2 separate regions of the Mus musculus genome follow, and region 2 is linked to region 1. The links are chromatin contacts, found by Hi-C in ENCODE. All regions are on one chromosome and are shown on one strand. Each heading gives the region's core, a stretch centred on a gene start or an enhancer-like site at or near the end of the contact. The rest is flanking DNA. Distances are from core to core; before and after follow the strand shown. Region 1 holds the start of E2f8 (E2F transcription factor 8). Region 2 holds the start of Prmt3 (protein arginine N-methyltransferase 3).

Evidence for each region. Hi-C counts contacts between places; a loop is a spot of excess contacts on that map.
Region 2: a loop to region 1 is called in a map of T-helper 1 cell, with 6 times the contacts of the local background. The contact joins the promoter of Prmt3 here to the promoter of E2f8 in region 1. A Hi-C loop is called at or near these places in 2 of 37 maps with a recorded cell type or tissue (T-helper 1 cell and regulatory T cell).

What each region holds. Positions count from the first base shown.
Region 1 is chr7:48,878,044-48,882,622 of GRCm38, reverse strand. E2f8 (E2F transcription factor 8) reads left to right here and starts at 1,582. Exons shown (of 13, transcript NM_001013368.5): 1 at 1,582-1,962; 2 at 2,222-2,345; 3 at 3,920-4,198; 4 at 4,525-4,579. The coding sequence starts at 2,331. Gm2788 (predicted gene 2788) reads right to left here and starts at 1,323. Exons shown (of 2, transcript NR_155436.1): 1 at 1,106-1,323. LOC115486422 (a long non-coding RNA gene) reads right to left here. Exons shown (of 3, transcript XR_882082.2): 1 at 4,511-4,579; 2 at 4,176-4,292; 3 at 1,999-2,102.
Region 2 is chr7:49,776,007-49,780,645 of GRCm38, reverse strand. It overlaps Prmt3 (protein arginine N-methyltransferase 3), which reads right to left and starts at 2,288. Exons shown (of 16, transcript NM_133740.2): 1 at 2,145-2,288; 2 at 1,933-2,065; 3 at 255-337. The coding sequence starts at 2,169.

The DNA of each region.
Region 1 (4,579 bases), core at 333-2,832:
CCCTTGAAGTCAGTGATGGTTAGCTTACTGATGGCCAAGCTCAGTGATGGGACTTGGACTGCGTGGCCCCGAGTCCTTCTGGAGGCTGAAGATACAAAGTTAAAAGCAGGAAGAGCCCAAACCACAATCTTAGATGTAAGCGGGTTGGGCAACATGCGGTCCGGGCGATCCCAGAGTGATCAGAAAAGGGGAAATGTTACAAGGCAAAGGCGGGTGCAAAAGAACTCGAGCACGGAAAGGCATAGTTGGGGTGCCGAGCTTCTTTTTCCACTTCTGCAAAATGAGGGTTTTGGACGAGATGGTCTCCTAACTCTAAAATTCCCTTGACCTGTTCGATATACCAGGCCGATGTCAGAAGCTCATAAAAGGAAAAGGAAGAAAAGCGGGAAAGAGCAAAGAGGGGATCGGCAGACGCAGGACACTGGGGACAGGCTTGGCGGGTTTTCTGAGTTTCTCTCCCTCCTCCCACACCTGCGTGTTCAGAGATCGGCCAACGCCCCGCATCCTTGGGCTTCAGACAACGAAGCTCTTTCCTCCTCACACGTTTCTTTCTGGAAACCGTGGAGCAGAAGCTGCTAAGCAGTCATGCAAAGGGTCGCAGAGGGAACGGTGTCGCTAGGGTCCAGAGGGCAGGTGAGCAGACCCGGTTGACGTGGCACCAAGCTGGGGATGGCGGGGAGCCCTCGAGTCCTAGCCAGCCAGCTCTGGACCAGCCAAATTTCATCCCCCAACTTCGATCTCGGATAAATGGTGTTTGCAAAAAGAAAAAAAAAAAAAAAGAAAGAAAGAAAGAAAGAAAAGGAAAAAAGAAAAAGGAAAAGTTTTTGAGGACTTTTCCCCAAGTCTGGCTGTAGGCGGGGTCGGAGGGTGGTGCCTACAGTCTGATTCGCCGCGGCGGCAGTGCAGAGGCGCGGATTGGCGCGCGGGGCCCCGGGCCGGGAGAGCGGGCGTGGGGGAGGGGAGGCTCCGCGCCCGCGGGAGCGGCTCGCGCCGGGAGCGGGTTAATTTCAAATCGGGGGCTGGACTGCTCCTGGACGGCCACGCTCCCGCGGCCCGCCCGCCGGCCCCCCCCAGCCCCGGCCCCGGTGGCGCCCCCGGCACCCACCTCTGCGCGGCGGGGCTAAGCGAGTCTCCCTGAGACGCGCTGGCTCCCTGAGACGCGCAGCCAGGATTCGGGGCCACCCCGGACCGTCAGCTCTGAAGGAGGATTGACAGGTGAGCGGGGAGCAGACTGCTGCGGCGGGGTTGTGGGATCCCGGGAAGGCCAGGGTGAAGGCGGCCGTTTCCCGCCTCCCGCCCCGCCGGGGCCCGTGGGGAGGAGCCGAGCTCCCGCGCAGAGGGCGGGGGAGGGGCTCGCCCGCGCTCCAGCCCCGCGCACTCGGGGGCGGTGCCAGCTACGGTCCCGCTTTCCGCGCCAAATTTTTAAATCGAAGGCGGAAGGTCCGGCCCCGCCTTGGGGACCTCTAGCCAATCGCAGGCCTTCACCGGGCTTACTGATTGGCTCGGAGCCGTCGCCCTGGAAACCGTGAGATGCTGTCTGGCTGCCCCCGGGGGCGGTGCAGTTGGCGGGGAGGAGGAGCCAGTGCTTGCGCCGGGCGGGACGCGGGCTACTGCTGGGGACTGTACCTGGGACCGGGAGCGCAGCGTACGGTGCGCTTTGGCATCGCGGTGATTTCGGCACCTAGGGAATCCTTCCCTCGCCCCAGTACTTCGTGTATTGAAAGAAGCCTGAAAAAGGGGGTCAAGATCCCAAAGCCCTTTGTAAATGCCCGGTCGTGCGCTTAGAGCGCAGAGGCTGAATTGGAGGGTTGTTCTCAGGCCACTTCACAAGTCCTTCCTTCTGAGCCTGTGCACGTGTGTGTCAGGCGAGAAACTTCAGCATCTCCCCCGATGCAGGCTCGGTGCGTGCTCCATCGGAACCCGGGCTCGTGCGCTCCGTCCGCAGCCCGGATCAGTGCACAGGTGGGTGCTTGCTACAGCCATCTCGAACCTGAGAGAGGACTGTCACTGTAGATTCTGTGTTTGCTTGAAGTCTCGTGACAGAAGGGTTTGATGGAGGAATTTACTGCTGTCTGTTGGCGCGGTCTGCCTAGAGGCAATGTCTGTCCTCAAGGCAAAAATAAACCTGGTTTGTCATTTTTTGTTTGTTTCCGGGGGCTCTTGTGTACGTGAATCATTTTCATCAGCTCTTAATTCTTGCTTTACTTTTTTTCCTTTTAAGGATAGTAAAAAACTTTAATCGATTGGACTACTTAAACCACTGGAACTTGGGGAGGAACTTCAGATTTTTCGTTTTTAAAGACACACTAAATGTATGAGGAATTGACAAAATGGAGAACCAAAAGGTATTTTTAAAGTCCAGTCTATACTGTTGCAATGTCAAATGAAGTATCATCCTGAGTTTTTCGTTAATAAGTTTTCTTAAATTTTTCGTTTGATAGTCACGAATGCTGTATCCTTTTGGTTAACTTTTACAGAAATCCAGAAGGAAATTTTAATTTTTGAAGAGGAATAGGGTTGTCCAGGGTTAAAGTAACCTTTTTGTTTCAAAAGTTTAATATAAATTTAATATATATGGAAAAAGCTTTGGGGTTTTTTCTGTGCTTAAAAAATTATGTATATGTTATTTACATGAACCATTGGAATTCACAAAGGTCATAATTTGATACTGGATTTCTTTGTAAGATAACATTTTAAAATGTCAGCCCTTTAACCTACTGGGCCTCCAAATGCTGTTCCTGACAGATCTCCTGGAAGCATTTAGATGTTAGCTCAATGCTGTCCTTGGCAGTGTTCACTGAAACCCCACCCTTGGATCAGCACCTCCTGAGGGCACCATACTGAACTGAAAATTCAGGTGCCAGCCCCATGTGACCTCCCTCTGCCTCGCATCATCGTCTGCTAAGTAGCAGATTCAGCAGAAATACACACTGAGCCCTTAGTTTCATGGTTGTAATAGAGGATTGTTAACCCGGGCTCCCAAAGTTACTGAGGAAACAGTGTATCTCTGTTCTCTGAGTTGTTGCCTTCCAAATCCCTTTCTTTAAGAATGGTGTACTGCCTGGTGTCTAAAAGTGAAGGGGGCCCAGTCTCTACTATCTATATGAATTGCTCTTAACTTACCAGTGTAGGTAAGTGCTAACTTACCATAGCAGAAACTAGCTCTGAGGCCTTAAATGGCTAACCTTACTTCCCTTGGTCCCATTTTCTGCATCTGTGCCTCAAGCGTTGATGTTGAAAGCAAATTTTTCTGGTCAGAAGTCCTGCTGGTAGGCGGGAGGCCCTAACCGTAAGGGCACCCTCACCTTGGCTGCTTGAGCCTGTTCCTGGTATATCAATGAGCAACCACTGCTCACAGCCACTCCACTGGGTGGGGCCTGGTGTGGGTCCTGAAAGCCTTTACCTGATGTCTCATTAGTAGGAATTTAGGAATTTAGAAGTGATCAGTTACTTAGAGTGATTGGTTCTAGTAAGGAAAGGGAAGGGACTGAGCTCTAAGCTATCTTTACAGCCCTCCTTTCTCAAAATAGAATTTAAAAATAAAACCTGTAGTTAATGTTATTTATTTATTAATGTAAATTCTTAGATCACATGGTGAAGACATTTAGATCCATAGTATCTACCAAGTTAAAAGTGGGAAGTTTAACTATTAAATTTACCGTAGTAGCAGGGGACATGCCTGTAATCACAACAGAGGCAGAGGCAGGAGGATTGTTAATTTAGGGTCAGCTTGTTACTACATAGTAAGTTCCAGACTGGTTGGAATGTATAGTGAGACCTTGTCTCAAGCAAAAAAGGAAAATACTGTCCAGAGATCACTGTGATATTCTTAACCTACTTGGTCAATATGAAAGGCAGAAAGCCTTTCTGCTAGGTTCTGTTTTACAATGAACTCAGTTATTAATTCCTCTTAAACCAGGAAAACCTCTTTTCTGAGCCACATAAAAGGGGACTGATGAAAAGCCCCCTGCATCCGTCCTCGAAGGCCAACATGGTGTTGGCTGAGATCCAGCCTGACTTGGGCCCTCTAACCACACCAACCAAGCCCAAGGAAGTCTCCCAAGGAGAGCCATGGACACCCACAGCCAACCTGAAAATGCTCATCAGCGCCGTGAGCCCCGAGATCCGAAGTCGAGATCAGAAAAGGGGCCTGTCTGACAACCGAAGTGCATTACCTGAAGCTAGAGACTGTTTGCACGTAGGTTTACAGGGAGGCTGGGTGGCGTTTGGGGGCTTGTGGATGAAGGGACGGTCAGTGTGGAGCCCGGAGCTGTTGGAAGGCTGTTGACCTGCTGAACATGGGAAGAGTTTGTAGCTTTGGAGCACAACACCGGGAATTGTACTCTATGAGTGATCTTTATCCCAGGCCTTAAGACCATTCCTATTCCCCTCCCACTTTGTTGCAGCTGTTCAAACCGCGTGCATGTGTGGGTAAGAGGAGTTAGTCATCTAGCACAGAGGCCCCCCAATAAATCTGTCATGCTCTATTCCAGAATGAGACATTATTTACCTTTCCCTCTGCAGGAACACTTATCAGGAGACGAATTTGAGAAATCCCAGCCGAGTCGGAAGGAGAAGA
Region 2 (4,639 bases), core at 1,039-3,538, 900 kb before region 1:
CAGCCTTTTGTACTGTTAATGCTTGAGAGGCAGAAGCCAGGGATCATTCAAGAAAGCTGCTAGCTAGAGCAGCTGGGTCAGCGAGCTCCAGGTTCAAGTGAGAGGTCCTGCCTCAATGCACACAGTAGAGCACAACTGAGGAAGACAGCTAACATCAGCTGGGGGGAACTACACACAAAGGAAAGAAAGGGTCTGGAAAAAGGGTCAATCTAAACTTCACAAGCAAACCTGCCTTTATGCTAAGAGATACTCACCATGTTTATGGACCATACTATCAATATTAAATTGATGCTCCAACTTACAGTGTGAAAACGTTTCCTCAGCAGAGGCGAACAACCTGAAGAGACAAGCATAGAGTCTCCTGGAACAGTCTCAGAGGAGGTCAAAATACTGAATGTTAGCACTTCCTCCAGGCTCCACCCAACAGTTACCTAGCAACAGCCTACCCCCTCCCTTCCCCTCCATTCCTCTCCTCACCTTCCCTCTCTCTTTCTCCATTTACTCTCTCCCTCTCTCTCTTCCCTTGTGACCCTGGCTGGCCTTTCCTCCTCTTCCTCTCTCTTTCTGTCCTTCTCTGTCCCCCTCCCTCTGCCTCTACCCCCTTCCCCAGGGTCCCTAAACCTGTCCTTTGGCAGATTCCTCAGGGGGACTCCTCAGCAAGTCCCAAGAGGAGCTCCCTCCCTCTGGCGTTACACCACAACCGTTTTAGACAACACTGAATACCCCAAATTTACCCAGAGGCTTCTGGGTAATAAAGCTCTCTCTGATATATTTGGTTTCTCTCAAGTCACAAAAGTTCCCTAGTTGAGCCTCTTTCCCCTCCCTCTGAACCCAGCATAGTGTTTTTAGACACAAAGCACACAATTATACAGCTGGCACATTCCCAAAGTGCCAGATTTCAAGTGACCTTGGTAGTCCTACAGCACCTGCACTACAGCGTGAAGAATAACACTTCTTTTGTATGTAACCTCCAACACTGAAGGACACGAACGAATATACAGCAGAGACTCCGCACTTCACTTCTGTATGCCTAGCACACAGGCAACTCTCAATGTCTGCCAAGACAGGTCATCTGGATCATCCTCGCAGCCTATCACAGGGCACTGCACCACAGATGCTCAATAAATACAATAAATACGAGTGTGCAGTCATTCTCCTCTCCAATGAGGCGCCACCTAGGACCACTAATATGCCACCAGTCAGCACCAGGAACCGACACAGGGGGCGGGACCCAGCAGCGCTAGTCAACATCAATCACCCCTTTTTCAGCCAAGTCACTTCCATCTAAGATGCAGGATTTTAAGTGAAAAGAAGGTGTGTCCTAGGAATATAAACAGCAGCTTCGTGACCTTGAACAAGTTGGTGGCTCTGCAGCCTCATTTTCCCCTAAGTACAAAGAGCATCAGTTCCTCCCTCAATCATGGAAGTGAGCTAGTTCTGTCTAAATGGCTCAGTTGAATGTTACATGAGAAGAGAACGTCCTATTATAGGATGGTAGAAATGGAAGCGCGCTTCCAGTCTATGCGCTTTCAAAGTCTGGTATCCAAGGAACAGAATGAAAAACACCCAGCCTTCATGGAATCCCTAATTTAGGACTAAGGTGTGAAGTTCAGATTTTTTCTGGGTGTGTTTTCGAGAGGGTCTAGCTTGGTGACTCAAGGCTGGCCTGGGATTCCTGACCATTCTCCTGCCTCAGCCTCCAGAGTGATGGTATGCCAGGCCTGACTTAGTATGGGGGGTGGGGGGGGGGAATTAGAGTGAGGGGTGGGGTTGACTGGGCTGCAGAGGCAAACCCAGAGCGCGGTCCCCGGCTCCGCCCCCCCCGGACCACGTGAGCAGCCCCTTGTCAATCAACCGTCCCGCGCGGGCCGGAGCCTCGGGCCCGCCACGTGCTCGCTGGCGCTGCGGCGCGCCTTCCACACCGGCACGAACCTGTCACAGAACAGGCAGGGTGTGTGCTGCCGGCCGTGCGCGGGCTCAGTGTCCGCGTCCTCGTCCTCCCAGCCCGCGTCGTCTCCGCTGTCCGACAGTTCCAGGGGCTCCGGCCCCAGCTCGGCGCCACGGCCTGCAGAGCACACACGGTCAGCACCGAGACCCGCGCCCGCCCACCCGCGCCCCGCCGCCCTACGCGAGGGGGCACCCACCGTTCCCCGCCGCTAGCGAACACATGGCCGCCGACCAAGCGCGCGGCCGCACAGCGCGGCACCGGAGCCGGGAACGAGCGGCGCGGGTGCGCGGGAGCCCCCAAAGCGATCCACACGCGGAGCGTGAACCGTCCGGAGAGCGCTTCCGGGTCACGTGGGCGTAGGGGGCGGGGCACCGCTCTCCGGCTTGGACGCTTGCGCAACCGAGGCGCCGGCGCTTACAAGGTTGAGCACCGACTTATCGCAGCGCCCTCTGGCGGCAGAGATGGCCAATGCAGGCCAGGCTCGGAGGCTCTGGGGAAGACAAGAAAGCCCCTTAAATTAACCTGTATGCTGATGTATGTGGGTGTGCACTCAAGCCCCACACCCCTACTAGGGGTTAAAGTGATAAAGTGAGAACCATGGGCTTTACAAACACCCTAAGTTTGAACTCTATTTCTGAATGCTTGAATTCTAAGCATGAGCAGGTAACCTGCCTTCTCTTGGCCTCAGTTTCCTGACTGGTAAAGCACTCTCATGACTGCAGTAACCTGATGGTTATGGTAAGACTTACACGTGTGTGAAAAGTTTAGGCATTAACTTGAGCCTATACAATGGAAACAGGTGGACTGTGTGATATGTGCCAACAAATGCTCTCTGCCCTGCCTGTGGGGTTAGGGAGGATACCAGGGTTCCCGAGTCTCAGGCTGCCTCCTTTCTAATATTCCTAGTATCTAACAGTGGAGTTCCCTTAGGCAGGTGGGAAGCAGTAATTCTGGGTAGGTAAAGCCTCCAGGCTGCAGATGAGGCTGGACTCTGCATGGGGCATGTTTGAGGACATGGCCAGCTAGGCCTGCATAGTATAGTGTCAGACAGCTCAGTTCAACTTCCCACCATGCACACCCTCGAGCCAGTGTACTGCTGATCACTGAAGCTCTTTGGTGGGCAGTTCCTCTTCCCCTCTGTTGTGTTTTATAAAAAGATAAAGGGAGAAGGGATATGTTTTGGTGGAGGTGTAGTCAGGTGGGGGGGGGGGGGGAGTGGTGCCTCTGCGGGCCCATGCTGAGGCACCTCTTCCCCCTGAGGGCATGGTATAGTAATAGTATAGAATAGAGTTTATTCAGGGCATGGGGAGGGGAGTTAAGAAGGTAATAGAGACAGAAAAAGGCAGAGAGAGAGAGAGAGAGAGAGAGTAGCGGATTAGAGGAGTAGAGGCCAGCCATGAGCACGTGGAGAGAGAGGGGGGAGGGAATGGGGAGAGAGGGGGGCAGGAGCCAGAAGGCAAGAGGACTCAGAGGGGACAAGCAGCCCCTTTTGTAGTGACTCAGGCATACCTAGCCAGGTAACAGGGGGGGGGGTGCTAACACCCTCCCCCAACAGGATTTTGCTCACATCATAATTTTTTAAAATATTTTTGAGAATATCACACAGTGTCTCTTGATCATATGCCTCCCACTCCTCCTCTTAATTCCTCTCAGATCCATCCACTCCCATGGCCCTACCCCTCACCTTTATATCCTTTTAAAAAACAATAACATGGATTCCAGTTTCTGGGGTCCATATACTCTGGGTTGGGGGACAACCACAGGAGTGTGGTCAACCTACCAGAGGTCACAGCCTTAAAGAAAACTCCCTCTCTGAGAAACATCCACTGTCATAGCTCCTCAGGAGTGGGTACTCAAGAATCCCCAGCCACGCCATGTTAGAATGCTGACTGGCTTCTCTCGTGCAGGCAACCCCAGCTGCTAGCTTTACGAGTGGTCCTGGTATGTGCAGAAGACGGTTTCCCTCCAGTCCTCCCAACCTCTTACAGCCTGCCTACCCCTTGTGAAGGTTTGAATAAGTATGGTCCTCCCCACAGAATCATATGTTTGAACGCTTGGCCCATGGAGAGTGGCACTATTAGGAGGTACGGCCTTGTTGGAGTATGTGTGGCCTTGTTAGAGGAAGTGTGTCATTGTGGAAGCAGGCTTTGAGGTCTCCTATGCTCAAACTCCACACAATGTGGAACTCAGTCCCCTTCTACTGCCTTTGGATCAAAATGTAGAACTCTCAGCTCCTCCAGGACCATGTCTGCCTGCACAATGCCATGTTTCCCACCATGATCATAGACTAAACCTCTGAAACTATAAGCCAGCCCCAATTACATGTTTTCCATTATAAAAGTTGTCTTGGTCATAGTGGTCTCTTCACAACAATAAAACCCTAACTAAGATGCCCCCCTTCCCAGTCACATCAACCATTTCTAAAAACAGGTTGTGTTACTCTGGGAACAGCCCAGGTCTTCCTTATTGTCTATTACTGTCTATTATCTTCTCCACCTCCTCTCCCTCCTCTTCCTCTCTTTTTCTCTTTCCCAAATACCCCATTCCATGGTCTGGCTCACAGAAGAGGACAGGGTCCATCACATCACCTTCTGAAGCTCTCTGACATCCTAGGACATTGCCAGATATCTGCTGGCCCTCTTGGCTAGCAGACTGCTCAATGACTTATCACCACCTTGATAGGAGCACCTG